Linked DNA regions of Homo sapiens: regions 2 and 3 are each linked to region 1. The links are chromatin contacts, found by Hi-C or POLR2A ChIA-PET in ENCODE. All regions are on one chromosome and are shown on one strand. Each heading gives the region's core, a stretch centred on a gene start or an enhancer-like site at or near the end of the contact. The rest is flanking DNA. Distances are from core to core; before and after follow the strand shown.

Region 1 (4,111 bases), core at 1,575-4,074:
GGAGTTACTCAAAAATTAGCTGCTGAAGTTTTTTGTTCCTTCTGGAGTTCAGTGTTCCCCCTCTGTAAATGGATACAACTAAGATGCGATGCTTGCCAAGTTAGATGCTACACAGAGAAGACAGCTGGTGCAGGAGCCCCGGTAGTCATGGCTATTCTGCCTCCCACTCTCCCATCCAGACAGGGTGAATTCTCAGGATGCCAGGCTTCTGGCCAAGGCTTCTCAATGCACAGAATAGTCCTGTTTCACCCTAAGTACCCCTCCCAGTCAAAGACCCTGTGTACTGGGGCATTCTAACTTAGCCTGGCACCTAAGTGCCCTTCTGCTCCTCAGGTAAAGGTGGGATGCATCTCATCCACAAGCCTGGCAACAGCCACCAACCCCTGAGTCAAGCCAGCTGACTATCTCCCAGCCAGGAACACAGTGTGCCAGTCTCTTCTAAGAACAGCATCCCCAGCAGGCCCCATTCTCCCTCATTCTACCGCCTACCCCTTCAGGCTCTGTTGCTCATGCCAGGCAAGGAGGAGTTGCCAGACCTTTCCAGCAAAGACTCCTGGAGTGGAGACACTCCTTTACTGGATACTTTCCAGGGTCTTCTCATTTCTTGCTCACTGACTCAGAGGCAGCAAAGTAGTGATTTGGGGTCCCATTTCACAGATGGGGAAAACTGAGCGAACTGACCCAGGGGTGCATAGTCTTTCCCACCTCAGGATGCTGAAGGAGCCCTCGAAGGCTTAGACCACTCACCTGAGCCACATCCAATAGGTAGATCTGAAGGAAGAAACCCAGGGCACAGCCCGTCACCTGGTAGGGGGCTCCCCCAAGTGCATAGCAAAGCTTGTTGCAAACAGACAACTGTTGTTTCTTCTTTTTCGGTTCTTTCTGGGAAGAGGAGGAAAAGATGAAAGGCCCAAGGTTCTGGCCTCCATCCAAGAAGGTTCCACAGGAAGGACCATCCCTCTGGCCAGCTCTACCAGAACAAACAACTCTGCTTTGACCTGTTCCTATCCAGGAGATCCCACCTTTTTTTTTTTTTTTTTTTTTTTTTTTTTTGAGACAGAGTCTTGCTCTGTTGCCCAGGCTGGAGTGCAGTGGTGCCATCTCGGCTCACTGCAAGCTCCGCCTCCTGGGTTCACGCCATTCTCCTGCCTCAGCCTCCCAAGTAGCTGGGACTACAGGCACCCACTACCACACCCAGCTAATTTTTTGTATTTTAAGTAGAGACGGGGTTTCACCATGTTAGCCAGCATGGTCTCGATCTCCGAGATCCCACTTTATACAAAAGAAAGGTGTTCTCCATTCTTAGGAACATGGAAAAGGGGAATCCATACTTGTGTGAAAGTAGCCCCTAAGCCACCTCCCTCCTGGAGATTCTAAGGAAACTTATCAGCCCACCATCCCTAAAGAACTCCTCCCAAGGCCTCAGGCACTGCTCCTTTCCAGGTTTCAGGGGGAGCATGCTCCAGCAGCCGACCTGTCCCCACCCGGCACCAGCTGCCACAACCTGAAAATCCGCTTGCTGCCAAGAGCTGCCTGAGCCCAGCCCAGGCTCCCACCCTGCCTCAGAGACAGGATCCACCTGCCTACTCCTGGTGAGAGCTCTAGAGAGCTACGGGGGCCCGGCCCAGCTGGCTGCAGGCGCAGCTGTTCCACCTATCCCAGAGCATCCCTGACCACTATAGGCAGCCAGAGCTTCAGGCGGACCCAGGAACTGTCCTACTCTCCAGCTTCCCGACCCATCGCCCTCCACCCCTGAGCTCCTAGAGGACCTTGGAGACGGGAGGAAAGGCCTCCAGGTTCAGGCCTGATCCCTCTCCGGGTGGGGCACTAGGGAGGTTGGGTTGCCCAGGGAAAGTAGATATTACTCATACATAGTAACAGCATAATTGCTCACCCAGCTCCTTCCAAAGATCAGTTAATAAAATTAAAAGGAAAAGGCAGTCACCTCCCACGAAGGTATCTATTGCCTGAGATCCTTTCCTAGGGGGCCGCCTCATTTTATTTGGTCCTTCAATAAGTCCCCAGGGCTGGGGATGTGGTCGATGGTCTCGATGCGCAAAGCACCGTTCCCGCGCGAACATCCACATTCAGACAAATGCCTGAGGGACGCGGCTCCTTTAAGAGCAGAGCTCTTGTTCTTATGAATGAACTTGAGCGGCCCTAACAGCAGAGTTGAGGCGCAAGAGTAGGTGGGTGGAGTGGGAGGTAGGGGATGAGAGATGGGGAACCAAGGGGAGTTTCCCAGATTTCTGGGGTCATCTCTGGGGTTTGGGGCGGCAAGCCCCAGCCGCTCAACACGGAAGAATGGAAACCGGCTAGGCAGAGCGGGGAATCACATGGGGCTGCCGGCAGAGCCTCTCCGCAGAGCGTGGAGTGCGGGTGAGCAAAGGGGGGCGAGGGCGCCCACAGCTTTTCTCCGTCACCCCCTGTCCCAGGGCACCCCCAGGTCCTCTCTGGCTCGTAGGCTTCCTGTCCCTGGCTATCCCAATGGTCCCCTGACCAGGCCGACCCCGGGACGCCCCTGATCCCCCATTTCCGCCTCCTCCCTCCCCTCGCCCTCCACGCGGGGTGCCGGGCCCTCACCTTCACCTGGGCCGGGCGTTCAGTGCTTTGGAGGATGCTGGTGGGTAGCAGCCCCGCCGCGGAGCCGCTCTCGGCGCCTTCTCCTTTGGCCATGACCCGCGGGCCACGCCGCTTGGGACCTGGTAGACGGGATGCTCCTCTGCCCCGCAGGCCGCTGCTCCTCCCAAGCTCGCTTCGTAGCAGCCTTAGCCACGGCCGCCGCGCGCTAGCCAAGCCGGCTGGCAGACGAGGAACGCACTCTGCTGCACGCCCCCTCCGCGCCTCTTATAGTTCTGCCCAGCCCTCTCGGTTGCGGCCAATCCCCGAGCCCCGCTGCCCCGCCTCCAGCCAATCCCGTCGCCCGCCTCCCTGCCCCCGCCTCGCCCGGCGGCTCTGTGCCACCGAGCCACGTTCTCCAAGCCCCGGAACCGGCATCTGCCTGCGCTGGCTCCTAGCAATCCGAGAAGCAGGCCGCGAGACCTCCCAGACACGCGCGAGGAAACCGAGGCCCCAGGCTGAAAGTGATCTGCCCGGGGTCCCCGATCTGCCCGAGGTCCCCGAGGTCCCCAAGGTCCGACTCTCCCCGAGTCGGGCCTACCACCCATGACTTCTGAGCCCCAGGCCTAGGAAAGGTAGGGGCTCTGAAGCCCACTTTAAAATCTGGAGTCAGGGCCTCTCTCCTTCTTCAAGCCTAGAGGACGTACGCTGACACTTTCCCTCCTGATGCCTCTCTCTCATCCCCGAAGACACACCATTCCCCCGTCCTGCCCTTGGCATCCGGGCAATGGGGAGAAAGATGAGGCAATCCAGTGGCTGCCCCTGCCAGAAGGGAGCTCCCAAGTCGTGGAGAGAAGCCGGGGCTACGCCCGCTAGTACACTATGACAACAGTGGCCTTTTTATGGATAGCTTCCTCCATGCTTAATATGATCTCTTTCGGCCCTCAAAAACCACCAAGTGAGGGTGGTACTATTATTATCCCCATTTTACAGCACAGGAAGGGGAAACTTGGAGAAGTGAAGCAACTGTTATGTAGCAGAGCCAGGCCTGAAAGGTTTTGTCCGATACCAAAGCAGTTGCTCTCAACAGCCCTGCTCTATCCCTCTTAGCATAAATTACAGACGGCAGAATGGGGTGTATGTGTCTCCCAACAAGAAGCCCTGGGAGATACATGGCTCCAGAGGCACTGAGGGTTGAAACAGGGAAAGTTTTGAAAAAGAGAATGCCCAGAAATGTGGTCCTCAAAAGAAGATGGGAGGGCATTAGTTTGGAACAGAAGGCAGGCACGGATGCCAGAAAAGAACAGTCTTTAGTTCCACCTCTGAGTCCCTTATGTCAATGTCACCCCGGTCTTTCCAGTTCTCTGATTAGTGAAGGGGCTGCTGGAACTCTCAAAGGCTACCCACCCGGTTCCTGTGCTCCTTAATGTCAGCCTCCTTCTTCCTTTCTTTAAATCTCTGATTGCAGGGAGGAGAGATAAGGTCTATCTGCCCCAGGATGGTCACACCATGCTCCCTCATACGCCAGCAGATCCCATCTGGGCACACAGCT
Region 2 (3,905 bases), core at 9-2,508, 550 kb before region 1:
AACCCTACTGAGATATCCGACCATTGAGTGATAACATATAGTACGCATATTAGCACTCGATGAAGATAGATCTCCTTCTTTTTCCCCAAGGAAGAGATGAGAGAGTGTATCGATTCCCCCTGACAAAGGAGATGAAACTTTAGAAGAGAAACTCCTATTCACCTGTGACTTCGTTGATCTTCCTCCTCATAGGGAAGGCCAGAATGCTGAAATGACAAGGCTAGGGAAGAGAAAGAAGTTCTGAAAGACCAGGTCTGCATTAAAGAACCTAAATTAGCAACTTAGGTCCTTGCTATGGTAGAACCGGAACTTCTGGTCCTTTCTTACCTGACCATTCCCTCACGTTGGGTGTTTTCTCCTCTCACATTGACACTGCACAGACTGTTACCCACCCCAGATCCTAGGTTACATAACGCTCGCCTCTCTCCTGGGGCAAACTCTCTCCATGATTTCTTCGTTCCCCCGTACTCTAGATGCAATGACTTGATCCAATCCCTGCTCCCTGAAAGTAAAAGGGTCAGACATAACCAAGATCCCCAAGGAGCTCCGAGATCAGTTCCCTCTTCCAGCTCCATTCTCAACCCAGCAGCTCAAGCAAGAGACCTTATGACAGCGGCTCTTTCTCTCAGATGGGTTACTGCCTTCTGCAGAATTGCCGATGGCAACATCCTGACTTGTTCAGTGCGGCCCGGACTTGTGGGCTCCGCGGGCGTTTGCCTTCAGGGAAGATCTTTCCTCTGGCCCTAAAGCACTGTCTCCCAGGGAGTGCCATGCATGCCCTAAAGTGTACTGAGCACTTCCTACAGTTCTGGCAGAGCCAGGAATAAGAACAGGGAGCCGTCCACCTCGGGAAGGAGTCCCGGCCAACAGCACTGTGTTCCGAGGGCGAAGGTCCAGAACGGGAACCCGGCCTGTGAGGGGAGACGAGACGAGCCGCTTCCCGGGAGCCGCGCCCACCAAGGGAGGGAGACGCGGCGATCGCAGGGACAGAACCCTAAGCTCCGAAACGCAGCCTCCCAGCCCATTCTCCGGCCTTCCCCTAACCTCTGATACTCCTCCGAACCTCGGACTCCACCTGGTTTCGCCGCGGCCTCGGAGCTGCTCCCGGACGCTCCCGGCGAGGAGACTGAGGAAGCCGGGCAGAGCGCGCTGCCGGAGCGGACTACACAGTCGGCCCGCCACTCGCAAAAAAGCCGCCCAGAGCCCAGTCCCAGAGTGCCCCGCGGCTGCCCACGGACCGCCTTCCCAGAGGCCCTCGCGGCGCCGCCTACCTCGCGAGGCTGCGGCTGGGGCAGAAATCCGTCTCTGTGAGCGGAGGAGGGTGTGCTTATGCGAGAGCAGGTTTTGGGAGCTCACTAAAGCAGGTCAGTCCCTCTGTTTGCGCCGTTGTCTGTGGGTCGTTTAATTCCGGGCGCAGCTGATCTGTAACTTCCCTCACTGGCGAGGTCTCCCAGTTACCACCGGGACAATCCGAGCAAGGTCTGGGCCCCTCGCTGCCCCCGGTGAAGTGCCGCGTCTCCGCTTGGCCATCCGTGGATTCAGCATCCCCACCTTAGCACCTCCCGCCGGCTTTTCCATTGAGAGCAAAACCACGAACTCACTTTTGAGAGATGCTGGCGCTCCCCTCATCAATATTTCTTTTTTTTTTTCTGTTTGCTTACTTTTAACTAACCTTTTATTGATAAATATAACACAATTTTATTCTGAAATATAAACCAAAGATAAGTATAATTATGAACAGCCAAGTCATTAGAGCGAAAAAAGAATAGTGTCAGGTTCTTCACAGATACACTTCCTGAGAAAACCACTAGCCCGACTTTTATAACACTTTGCTTTTCTTATTTATATTTATTTATTTATTTATTTTACCAAAAGCAGATACTTGACTCTTTGCTTTTCTTTACGGTTTATCACGCATACTTGAAAACTGGATTTATGACAAAGGTGGCATCATACAGCCATGGAGAAAAGATGGTCTATTCAGTGAAGGTTCTATGACAATATGAAGGCCGGGCACGGTGGCTCACGCCTGTAATCCCAGCACTTTGGGAGGCTGAGGTGGGCGGATCACGAGGTTAAGAGATCGAGACCATCCTGGCCAACATGGTGAAACCCTGTCTCTACTAAAAAGTACAAAAATTAGCTGGGTGTGGTGGCACACACCTGTAGTCCCAGCTATTCAGGAGGCTGAAGCAGGAGAATCGCTTGAACCGGGAGGCGGAGGTTGCAGTGAGCGGAGATCACACCACTGCACTTCAGCCTGGGCAACAGAGGGAGACTCCGTCTCAAAAAAAAAAACAAAACAGAAAACAGGACCTCTATCTCTCATTTCATCACAAAAATCAATTGTAGCTGGATTAAGACCTAAATGTGAAATCCTAAACTATAAAGTCTTCAGAATATAATATAGGAAAATATCTTTGGACTTCAGAATAGGTAAATATTTTAAAACAAAAATAGAAAAACATTAAATTGGCCAGGCATGGTGGCTCATGCCTGTAATACCAACACTTTGGGAGGCCCAGGTAGGCGGATCACTTGAGGTCAGGAGTTGAGACCAGCCTGGCCAACATAGTGAAACCCCGTTTCTAGTAAAAATACAAAAAATTAGCCAAGTGTGGTGGCAGGTGCCTGTAATCTCAGCTACTTGGGAGGCTGAGGCAGGAGAATCACTTGAACCTGGGAGGCGGAGTTTGCAGTGAGCCGACAACAGGCCACTGCACTCCAGCCTGGGTGATAAAGTGAGACTCTGTCTCAAAAAAAAAAAGGAAAAAAAGAAAGAGAAAAAAGGAAAGAAAAAGAAAGAAAGAGAAAGAAAGAAAAGAAAAGAAAGAAAGAGAAACATTAAATTAAGACAACTACAGGCTGAGTGCAGTGGCTCACACACCTGTAATCCTAGAACTCTGGGAGGCCGAAGTGGGTGGATCCCTTGAGCTCAGTTCAGAAACCAGCTGGGGTAACATGGTGAAAACACGTCTCTACAAAAAATACAAAAATTAGCTGGGGGTGGTGATACGTGCCTGTAGTCCCAGCTACTCTGGTGCGTCAGTTGGGAAAATTTTGAAGTGACTTGTGTTTTAGATAATATTATCAATCAATTATAGGTCTCCTGAGTGTCATAATGATTTTGTGGTTATGTAGGAAAATGTTCTTTTTCTTAGAAATATGTAAGTTGAGGCCAGGTACGGTGGCTCTCGCCTGTAATCCTAGCACTTTGGGAGGCCGAGGCGGGCGGATCACCTGAAGTCAGGAGTTCAAGACCAGCCTGGCCAACATGGTGAAACCCTGTCTCTACTAAAATACAAAAATTAGCCGGGCATGATGGCAGGTGCCTGTAATCCTAGCTACTCGGGAGGCTGAGATGGGAGAATCGCTTGAAACCGGGAGATGGTGGTTGCAGTGAGCCGAGATCATGCCACTGCACTCCAGCCTGGGTGGCTGACTGAGACTCTTGTCTCAAAAAAAAAAAAAAAAAAAAATGGAATTTAAGTGTATTAAATAGTCTGTTCTCATGCTGCTAATAAAGACATACCTGAGATTGGGTAATTTATAAAGGAAAGAGATTTAATTGACTCACGGCTCCACATGGCGGGGGAGGCCTCACAATCATGGAGGAAGGTGAAGGAGGAGCAAAGTCACCTCTTACATGGTGGCAGGCAAGAGAGAACATGTGCAGGGGAACACACCTTTATAAAACCATCAGGTCAGCTGGGTGTGGTGCCTTATGCCCGTAATCCCAGCACTTTGGGAGGCCATGGCTGGTGGATCACCTAAGGTCAGGAGTTCAAGACCAGCCTGGCCAACATGGTGAAACCCTATCTCTACTAAAAATACAAAAAATTAGCCAAGCATGGTGGCAGACGCCTGTAATCCCAGCTATTCGGGAGGCTGAGGCAGGAGAATCA
Region 3 (4,233 bases), core at 645-3,144, 740 kb after region 1:
TCATTCATTCTCCCTATACAAGTGATTTTATTTTACGGTGATATGAAAAAAAGAAAAATAAAAAATGAGGTAACCGAGCTAGAGAAAGGTTAAGCAATGTCCCCAGTTGGTTTTGTTGTTAAGTGGTGGAGTAGGAACCCCGTGTAGACAGTTGATGCCAAGCCCATTTTCTTAGCTATTAGTCTACAGTGCCTTTAGGGGATTATGTGGGATTGGGGGAGATGGGGCTACATTACGTTTTTGCCCTGAAACTTTCAATAAAGATTTTAGACTTTCCTATACTTCTTTGTTGGTTACAGGAAAGGCCCTTTTGCTATACGTTTATCTCCAAGCACTTTTAGATATAGGCAATTCTTTCTTCTAGGTTCCAGGGAAGAAATCTCAATGATACAGGAAAGATAAAAAAAAAAAGTAGACCACTAAAATTGCCCCCTCTGTGCCCCAAGCATTATTGCTATGGCAGCTTTTTTTCCTCAAAAAGCACCTAAATACTTGCAAGCACTAGCCTAGGAGTCAGGAGACTGATCAGAACCCTAGTTCTGTTGCTCTCCTTCTCTGAGATTTTTCTAAGGTCTCCTCTTCATCAAACAACTAGTTACTTCAATTTTAATGAAAATCTGCCTATTTGGGTCACAATTTTGCTCCTTGTTAGAGACTCAAAGTATAAAATCAAAAGATAGTAGATTACCAAACCAGTGGTTCCCAAACTAAGATTTCATAGACAAATACATGTTCCACAATAAATCAGAAAGCCTAACAGAAGTTGTCACTTTTCATTTTGCTAAGTAGGGATATCTTAAAAACACACTACCATATAATAACAATTCTTTCATAAAATAAAGGATATTTTAACATTAGAAAGTAGGAGAGACAATTTCAGAATAAAAGACAATTCTTTAAGTTTAGCTTTATGAAAGACACACTACATTTTCTTTATCTTTTTTCATTTTACAGAGAATTGATGTCTCTCAGTCTAGCACCAGTCTGTATACCCTACAATTTTGAAACCAAGGAAACCTACGGCCAAAAAGGTTAAGTCACTTGTTCAAGGCCACAGGACATTACTTAAATAATCATTATTTAATGATGCCTTATCAAGAGAGATCTAAGTCACAGCTAACATGACTCTTCCCCTAGCCTCTCTTATTTAGGTCCCTGACCCCAGATCATCTTTGAGTCTTTTTCTCTCTCTGTCACAGCTGGCAGAGTAAAGTGTAAAAGAACTAGCAATAAGCCCCAAAGAGGAAACATAGGCCATGACTCCTCCCTCCCACCCCCCATCCTCCCGCCAGTCTGCTCAGAGGTGGACTCCGTAACCAACCAACTTCTGCTAAAAATACACTCTGGACTTTCAGCACTATGCAACATACCTTAAAAGTGGTTTCCTGATACAGGCAGAAGCATGAGCATGAATTCAGTCTCTATAAAAAAAGTTCTACACCCAAAGCTTGGGCTCTTAACTGCCAGTTACTGCAAGCTTAAGAAGTTCCCCAGGAAGTAGGGCACCCCAATCTATTCCACTGCACATTTTAACAAGCCTAAAGGTTGTAACACCACAAGGCTTCGAAGTCCATGCATTCCTATGAGTCAATGAGAGCAAGGGCTATTTGGGATCCTCAGGCCCGGACAAGCAAAAAAAAAAAAAACTTCACATACTAACCCATACAGCACATGCGACAAACCAGGTGGGCGTTGAACTCGTGTTCATCTTGGTAACTCGGCCACATGGCGCCCCTGTGTCTGCTGACCCCACCTAAAAGGAGGGGGTACCAAAGAACCTCCAGCTACTGGCCTGTGCACCCTTCGCAGCTCCTCAAAAAGGGCTGTGAGGTGTAGAGAGGAGACAGCAGAACAGAGAAGTGGCTCCACCCACCACTTCCTACTGACCTCCTTCTTCCCTTGAGGTCAGAGAGGAAGCTCCTCCCTAGGGCACTTCCAAAAACTGGGTCCATGTCTCAGGCATATAGCATGCTGCATGCTGTTCAAAAGTAGCACCAACTCTGTGTTTCCAGACCAATAGAGCGTACAGAGGGGAGAGCTCCATATGCAAAAGTCCAGTCAAGGTATGAAGTGAGTAAACCTGAGTAGGAAGAAACTGGTCTTTGAGTTACCCTCCATTTGCAGAGCAGAAGCTTGTAATGTGGTGAATCTTAGTTGCAGGAGAGCTGGTGAGCTAAGTGGTTTACTGCCAAGTCAGGAACAGTGCATCCATTGCCCAACAACTTGCTCCTCAGGTGTGCCTCTTCTCAGGCAGAAGTACATATAGTGTTAACCAAATGAGAAGGTCTCATGATGGGAGAGACTATAATGGAGCAAGCTCATACACTCACCGTCCACTGTGAACAGATCCCTAGATTCCAAAGAAAGTTTCCCTTCCCCGCACTTACAGCTGCCAAAAGGGAAGAGTCAGTAACTCCCCAGTGATTCCACCTACTTTACAGAGTAGCCCCACCTCAGCCAGCCTCGCCTCAGCCAGCCTCCCAGGTAGATTATCACAGCAAATTTTATCAGCTTCAAAAATACCGTTTGCTTGTTGCTCCATTCTTTCCCCTCACAGCCAGGAATGGCATTCCAAAGTCCCCTTCTTCTTCCCAGATCCTCCTACTCTGTCTTTACAGTCAGTGCACTTAACTCAGCTGTGCCAGAAATCCTTTCATCCATCAGTAGAAGGCTGCCTGCTTGTTTGTCCAACTTGTTTTCCGAGTCTTGGCTAATTGTACCAGACACTGGAATGTTGAAGAAACACAATGAAGGGCTTTTTCATTCAGCTGGCCCAGCCCTTCTATTGGTTCTTCACAGTTCTAACCCAACCAGGGGACAGAAAAGTCCAGCCTCTGTGGGTGTCAGGACAGACACTGCAGCCCTGCCCCACACCACTCAAAAAGGCCCCGCTGCAGATAAGGGCCTAATCACTGGCCCTCTGCTCTAGCTCCCTAAATAGAACGACTTCTTCAGGCTAATGCTGCTTTCAATCCTGTTCCTGAAGGCAGGGAGGGAGGAGGGGCAGCACCTAGGAAAGCAAGTTTCCAGAGATTAGCCCAAACGACTACAAATGAAAAAAAGTAAATGCAAGCTTTCCTAGCAGACCATTCAGTTTAAACAAGCCCTATGACCTGCCTCAGTTGCTTGACAACTTCACTCCCAAGTGGGTATCCCTCCCACCTACAAACTGCTAATAATCCTGTTACTGCTTACTAATAAAGGTTCTCACAGCTGACTTTATCCCGCCTAGACTAAGCTCTCAGTCACCCTGATAACCTGTGACAACTGTACTCAGTTTGTCCCTCTTATAAGACTCTTTTTAGCCTTGGAGATGAAGGGTCCTCCTAGAATTTGCCTCGTACTGGGAAAAGGAATGCATAAGAAATAGGGAAGAGAGAAAAAAAGGAATGAACATTTCCTGACTCATATCTAGTAACCTCTTCCTTTATCAGATTTAAATTCCCTGAGTGAGACTGAGTGCAGTGGCTCACGCCTGTAATCCTAGCACTTTAGGAGGCCAAGGCGGGTAAACTGCCTGAGCTCAGGAGTTCGAGACCACCCTGGGGCCAACACGGTAAAACCCCGACTCTAACTAAAATACAAAAAAAATTAGCTGGGCGTGGTGGCACATGCCTGTAATCCCAGCTACTTGAGAGGCTGAGGCAGGAGAACTGCTTGAACCCGGGAGGTAGAAGTTGCAGTGAGCCGAGATTGTGCCACTGCACTCCAGCCTGGGCCACAGAGCGAGACTCTCTCAAAAATAAAAAATAAAAAAATAAATTATCTGAGTGTAGGGACTCTTTTGTCTCCATAACCCCATCTCTATCACATTTAGAAGGTACTCAATAACCTAAGCTAAAATTAACTGAACATTTACTATAACTGTTAGTTCACAGTTAATGTGCTAAAAACTTTAAATATCATTTCATTTAATCCCAACAATTCTCCAAGAAAGATATTATCATTTCCATTTTAGAGATAAAAATTCTAGGACTTTAAAAGGTTAAATAACTTGACCAAGATTACATGTCCATTTGTCCAGCTCCAAAGCTGTGCTCCCTGTTATACCCTGCTGTCTCTGAGAAGGACCTAAACCAGAATAAACAAACAAAGGCATAGGAGTTGTATATGTAAGAAGGTGAAATATTCTTGGGAAGGGTAACAAATAAAAACATTTAACTCGGCCAGGCACAGTGGCTTACGCCTATAATGCCAGCACTTTTGGGAGGCCAAGGTGGGCAGATCACTTGA

What was found. A loop is a pair of places that touch in the nucleus more often than their neighbours do. ChIA-PET counts read pairs that join two places held with the same protein, here RNA polymerase II (POLR2A). Pooled maps may share reads with other maps.
Region 2: a pooled map shows a loop between it and region 1 (4-fold over the local background). The contact joins the promoter of EXO5-DT here to the promoter of MFSD2A in region 1. A Hi-C loop is called at or near these places in 2 of 50 pooled maps. POLR2A ChIA-PET finds 5 or more read pairs at or near these places in 2 of 52 experiments (B cell and activated B cell).
Region 3: a pooled map shows a loop between it and region 1 (2.3-fold over the local background). The contact joins the enhancer-like site here to the promoter of MFSD2A in region 1. A Hi-C loop is called at or near these places in 2 of 50 pooled maps. POLR2A ChIA-PET finds 5 or more read pairs at or near these places in 2 of 52 experiments (PC-9 and activated CD4-positive, alpha-beta T cell).

The regions. Positions count from the first base shown.
Region 1 is chr1:39,953,858-39,957,968 of GRCh38, reverse strand. It overlaps MFSD2A (MFSD2 lysolipid transporter A, lysophospholipid), which reads right to left and starts at 2,824. Exons shown (of 14, transcript NM_032793.5): 1 at 2,584-2,824; 2 at 748-882. The coding sequence starts at 2,676. RefSeq lists a silencer at 2,873-3,002.
Region 2 is chr1:40,506,048-40,509,952 of GRCh38, reverse strand. EXO5-DT (EXO5 divergent transcript) reads left to right here and starts at 1,258. Exons shown (of 2, transcript NR_187365.1): 1 at 1,258-1,364. It overlaps EXO5 (exonuclease 5), which reads right to left and starts at 1,186. Exons shown (of 4, transcript NM_001346953.2): 1 at 1,045-1,186; 2 at 328-502; 3 at 163-220. RefSeq lists enhancers at 780-869, 900-1,149.
Region 3 is chr1:39,212,857-39,217,089 of GRCh38, reverse strand. The region is part of intron 1 of MACF1 (microtubule actin crosslinking factor 1); the gene reads right to left. Among named protein-coding and RNA genes, the nearest start is that of MACF1, 10 kb to the right of the region's middle. RefSeq lists enhancers at 2,083-2,192, 2,571-3,289. Within about 2 kb of position 1,894, at least 23 of the 41 ENCODE cell types and tissues checked have a DNase peak (open chromatin) inside an H3K27ac peak, as active enhancers do; they include PC-9, where a contact is called at or near this core.